Linked DNA regions of Mus musculus: region 1 is linked to region 2. The links are chromatin loops, found by intact Hi-C in ENCODE. Cell type or tissue: heart. All regions are shown on one strand. Each heading gives the region's core, and the rest is flanking DNA. Links, peaks and the distances in the headings are about the cores only.

Region 1 (2,923 bases), core at 109-2,608, 70 kb after region 2:
TTGAAAGGACTGCTCTTATAGTCATATTATCTATAGAAAAAATATATTTTTTTTTAAATTCTAAACTACTTCTTTCAATCTAAATCATTTAATTCTAGGATATATGTTGAATAGTTACCACTTCAAACAATACAGCACGCTATACCTAGGGTTTTCAAACAGCTTAACATTACGTATGAAAAAAAATCTTATCCCACTTTTGGAGAAATAAGGGTAGAATATAAAACCGCTCATTCAGCATTTCAAAGTATTTATTAGAGTAAACAGGATTAAGAGTTTTTATCCTTAGACAATTCTTGTGTACTTAGATATTAACTATTGATAAAATTGTAAAATGCAATAATTATCAAAGAAAGCATTTCAGCACCAGGGTTTGATCATATTGAAAAAAAAAATTAAAAGTGCTCATTGTCTGCCAGAGCAAATGAGAAGTGTGTGACTGACTGACGTAACTACCACATGTGCCTGCTAGGCACGGGGAGGCATTACTGTGTACACTAGCATCCATAACTGCCTGGCGGGGGGCTAGAACTGTGTACACACATGGCTAGTCAGAACCTATGTTTTTTTTTTTTTTTTTTTTTTTTTAATGGAAAAGCCACATGATCCAAGACTGAATCTAGAGGTGCTTAGAGCCAACTAATCATAAATACTTGAACTCTTGACATTTCTCATTACTGGTTGTATCCATGCCAACTGCAAAACGAATACATGTTCTTTCCTACGCGTAAACAGTCACGGATGACTGAGAGCTCTGGTTTATTTCTGCGTGCACATGATACCCTCAGACCTGGCTTTCAGTCCACAGGGAAAACAGATAACCGTCTGACATCTAACTTCAAGTGAAGCCTTAACCTGATTTAAGTTTAGAGATACCTGAGACCTTAGTGTCTTCCTAGTCCAGTTAAGGTCAACCGGAGGAAACCCAAACACCTCTAACATGAACAAAGATGCAAGTTAACAAACGACACTGAAGAGGTTTGTAAAATGCCCTGAAAATCCTTCCCCATGCAGTTCAGCTCTTTCAGCCAATGCATTCTATCACAGAGCGACTCCTTCACACATTTTAAATAGCTTGGTATTATTTTTGTACACTTTTAATTTTGGAATAGAAACGTCTTGAAGGTAGCCTGCAGTGGTCAGTGAATACAGGAATGGAAGAGAATCAAATGAAGCAGAGAGGGGAGGGTGAGCAGCGGGCCTGTCCCACTTGCCAAGTGTAAGGTGCACGTCTGTAAAAAGTAGTCTACTCGTGTTTACACAAACCAGGTATATGAAAAAAAAACTAGTCAAAAAAATTATCCACATAGCATGCACCTACATGTACTCACACAATGATGGTATGGGCATGTGCACACACACTAAAAAATTACACAAGCAAAGAAACAGTGGCCAAGGGAACATACAACAACGAATCGGTGCATTCGACCACTGATGGGAGGGGCCGGAGGAGACCTTGAAATATTTATGTTCAACTTTCTATTAGAGAAGTGTATCCATGTAGTTCATGTGCCATACATTAGTGTGTCTCTGCTGTGACATGAGACAAGAGAACACAAGACCCTGGCACAGGGCCAACTCGCTTTCCAGGTCTGACCTGCTGTTGTCAAGACAACCATATTAACCTCTCTTGATCTTAGTTTCAAAGCAACTTAAAGGATTAGGTGTGTGTGTGTGCGCGTGTGCGCGTGAGCACTGTGAGAGAGAGGAGTGGGGGAAGGTGGAGGCCGAGCACGCCAGCTGTGGAAGGGCGCCTGCGAGTATTATTAGAACGGACCTGTGGCATGAATCTTGGTGTTCAGTCAAGTCTTCTGAACTGCATTTTTTCCTATCTCCCCCCCCCTTTCTCCTTACTCCAGAAACAGAACCCCATTTCCAGTGGCCCGTTCCACTGCTGGCTTCTAGACATTCTGTGTGACGAATCACCTCCTACTTTCAACCTATGGCATGACACCAATTTTCAGCAGTTGCGCATAAGTAATAATTTAAAAAAGGCAGGCATATGCTTAAAGTGTCAAACCTGCATCTATCAGAAACGATCTGTGACAATGCCATTCTTTTCACGTACTCGTGTGTGTGAAACGCGCATAGCAGACTGCAGAAAAGGTCTCGGGACCACACGTGTGTGCAGCTATCCTTTGGACAGCAACAGGAAATGGCAAGACTGTCACCCATAGGGAAAGGGGGCAAGTATCAGACCAGGTCTAATAGAGTTTCTGGCTTCTCTTTACCCTACTACCATGTCAAGCCCTTTCATATAGTAAGAAAACATCTGGTTGCTTATAAGGCTGATTCACTTGCTGTGAATATCTTCTATCTTAAAATGCCTTCAAGCAGGGACATTATAATTTCTATTAGGACAACGTTAAATCCATCAGACTTTGTTTGAACTTCTTTTACATGGGGATGCCTCATAAAATTTAGCAAAAAAAAAAAAAAAAAAAAGGGATATTTTGACAACATTTTCATACTTTCCATTAAGGGTCATCCAAAAAGTAGTACAATTCATGTCCCTGGAATCGGAGTTAAGAGATGGCTGTAAGTCACTATGTGTGTCCTGGAAACTGAGCCCAAGACCTCTAGAAGAGCTGCCAGTGTTCTTAACCACTGGGCCATCTGTCATTTACATTAACTTAACTGTCTTCTGGCTTCCTTGGGTATTAGGAACAGAAAGTGCAGGCATAGTGCAGGCAAAATACTATACACATATAATTATAAATAAAAACTTTATTAAGTATAAAATGCATGGTTTTCCATAATAGTTAATTTCAGCAAGCAGAAGCTTATTAGATCTGAGAATTAATCCAAGGGTTATTAGGTTTTTACTAACCTATGTAAGGTTATGAGTATGTACATAGCATCACATTGGCTATATGCAGTGATCATAACGGGTGAGAAGAGGCCTTTCTAGTTTTTGATGTGT
Region 2 (2,923 bases), core at 256-2,755:
TTGGAAATATGGAGTGTTTTTTTTTTATTTTGTTTCTTATTTTCATTTCTCAAAAACCTCTTCGCTTCTTGTTTTCTTCATACTTATCCAACACTACTTTAGTATCAGGTGAAAGTGTTTACTGCATCTTTCCAAAATTCCACTAAGTCCAGAACTATAATGAAACACATCCAAAGAATCATAGACCACCGTCTCCATCCCTGTATCCCTTGTACCCTACCCTCTACCCTGTACCTCACATAGCCATTTTCAGTAGTCTGGGCTTTTCGCCATCAACTGCTTATAATATAAACAAATAAAATACATATCCCTGTTCCCAGGTAATGAATGGCATATTACAGATGTTTTCTGCCCTTGAACTTTCCTGCATTGTGTGGCTAAGCAAGAGTTTGTTTTAAGTAGGCCCTCGGCATTGGGCTGTGGGATGTTTACCAGTCTGCTGTCACACACAAATTGAATTGTCTTGTTTATGTGCCGTTCTGTATTTCCCACCCGCTACTCTATAAGAAAGATGTCTTACTATGGAATTAATGGGTCAAAATGTAAATGCTTGTGGAACTCTGATAATGGACGTGTCCCCTCCTCTGGGCTTTTACCTCATCAACAATACATGAGAATGCCAATTTCCCTCTAGCCTTGCCAGTCCCATTGCTAAGCCCTTGGAGTTCTGCCAGGCTGATAGGGCAGAGATGGTATTTTAATGTAGTTTCAGTTCCCCCACCCCTCTCTTCCGAGGAGCTGATTAGAGCATCTTATCACATCTGGAGGTCCATTTGCATTTCTTTTTCTGGTGAGCCATGTGTGGATTTCCCGCTCAGTTTTACAAGATGCTATTTGCCTTTTCAATTTATAGACATTCATTAGCTGATAGAGACTTTAACCTTTGGTTGAGATGAGGAGTTACAGGTATCTCCCTAGACTCCACTGGTGACTTGCTTAGATTTTAGGTTGCTTGCTTCGTGGCTTACTTTCCACACAGAACTTTTAAAATATAGCTAAAATAATTAAGTTTCCCCCAAGTTTGGGGGAATTTCATGAGCTTTCATGAAAGGAAGCACGCCATGATTTCCTCCAGCGTTTGGACTAGCATAGCAGACTAGTGTGTGGTATACAGGGTGATGTCATTTCTTACAGGATGATGTCATTTCTATCTTTTCCATGTGGAGGTTCATTTTTCCCAGTATCATTTATAAAAAGTCTGTATTTCTCCACAGATTTTTCAGAAGCAGCCTTCCCTGGAGTCTCAAGACCCATGTGCAAATAACTTAGGGTTATTTCTGGATTTTTCTATTTGGCTCCACTGGTTGTCAGCTTATTCACTTGCCAATGCAATTGTCTTCTAATTATAGAGACTTTGTAAATGCTTTAACATCTGGCTCTGCGTCACCACCGGGATGAATCCCATACTGCTGTAGGCCGAGGAGTGGGTTGGTCCATCATGCAAACCAAGCACAACTGCAAAGGAGGCCTCCTCTTCACCCTGACCACAGACCCTATTGTCCATGTGTGGTACTCTGCGAATGGCAAGAGGCTAGGCACCTACGTGGAGCTGTGTGGAGTGCGGATGTTGACTGGAACACTACTCATGTCCCTCCTGGCTCAGTTGACAACAGCTGTTGTCTCTGGGATTGTGAAACAGGGAAGCAGTTGGTTCCACTCAGGACCAACTCAGCTGTCCGAGCCTGTGGCATTGACTTTCAGGGGAATATTATCATGTTCTTCACAGACACAAAGATGGCCTACCAATGTTTTGTGAGCTTCTTTGATCTATGGGATCTGAGCCAAATCAACAGCAATGAGCCCTACATGAAGATGCCCAGCAAGATTCCAAGATCACCGTGCTGTTTGGGGACCCCTGGGGACACACATCATTGAAAGCCATGAGAGTAGAAAGAGCTCAGCCAACACAGTGCCAAGTCTAGAGAGGTCTTGGTTAATGTTAAAGAGCACCATGGCAGGTCACTGTCATCCAGTTGTCTAGAGGCATGACCATGTGTGTCACCACATCCAAGGACAGCACAGCCAAGCAACTTGACTCCATAAGTCTTGACTATCAGGAGACTTTCCAAACACAATGTTCCATCAACTCCACTACTCTCTCTCTCATCTGTGACCATGTGGTACTGGAAAGGTGTCAGGAAGCCAGAGATAAAACCACAGCCTCCACCAGGATTGACAAGTTTGAGGCCAGGTTCTCCCAGTTGGCATTTGAAGGAGAGTTTGAAAGCCTCAAGGGCCACTTTGGACCTATCAACAGTATTGCCTTGCATCCTGATGGCAAGAGCTACAGCCTCATGGCTAAGCTGGTGATGTATGCATCCACTATTCCGAGATGCATCTCCACAAACAGCAGAGAGGCTGCTCACAGAAGGTTTTAAACGCTGAAAAATAGTTTGAAAAAAAAAATGCTTTAACATCTGGCTTAAGACTGAGTTTGTACTCATTATTTTTTCTTTTTAAGGTTTTCTAAGCTATTTATATTTAGTTGTTCAAAGTGAAATATATAATCAATTTGTTGAATGTCAAGCAAGAAAACCAATGTGTATATTTTTATGATAATGAATCTTCTTATTCAAACTCAGTCTGTCTTTCTGTCTCTATTATTATTTTTACATGCTTTGTACCCACAAATTTTGATCAGTTCTTATTAGATGTATGCTTAGGTATTCTGTGTCAAATTAAAAATAAACATTTGTAGTTTCTTGGTTATTCTTTTGCATATGAAATTTATTGCTTCCCATATGCTAATTTTATAAGCATTTCAACTTTATTTATTTGATGGTGCATGGTGTGGTGTGGTGTGTGTGTGTGTGTGCGTGTGCGTGTGTGCGTGTTTGAGTGTGGGCACACACATATGTAGGGCACATGTGGAGCTCAGAGGACAACTTTTGGAAACGAGTTCTTTCCTTTCACCGTGGGTTCC

The links. A loop is a pair of places that touch in the nucleus more often than their neighbours do. Peaks named below come from ENCODE experiments on the same cell type or tissue, not always from the same donor. Only the 100,000 strongest peaks of a DNase experiment are listed, where the experiment ranks them.
Region 1: it touches region 2 in a loop (2.1-fold over the local background); 3 of 42 quality-filtered maps call a loop at or near these places.

What each region holds. Positions count from the first base shown.
Region 1 is chr15:96,270,912-96,273,834 of GRCm38, forward strand. The region is part of intron 1 of Gm38469; the gene reads right to left. E330033B04Rik (RIKEN cDNA E330033B04 gene) reads right to left here. Exons shown (of 1, transcript NR_030690.1): 1 at 1-2,923. Among named protein-coding and RNA genes, the nearest start is that of E330033B04Rik, 2.9 kb to the right of the region's middle. In heart, for the core only: no CTCF peak of the experiment used is centred there; no DNase peak of the experiment used is centred there; H3K27ac peaks cover 533 bases.
Region 2 is chr15:96,200,763-96,203,685 of GRCm38, forward strand. The region is part of intron 1 of Gm38469; the gene reads right to left. It also overlaps the pseudogene Gm4371. Among named protein-coding and RNA genes, the nearest start is that of 2610037D02Rik, 4.2 kb to the left of the region's middle. In heart, for the core only: no CTCF peak of the experiment used is centred there; a DNase peak (open chromatin) is centred at 1,449.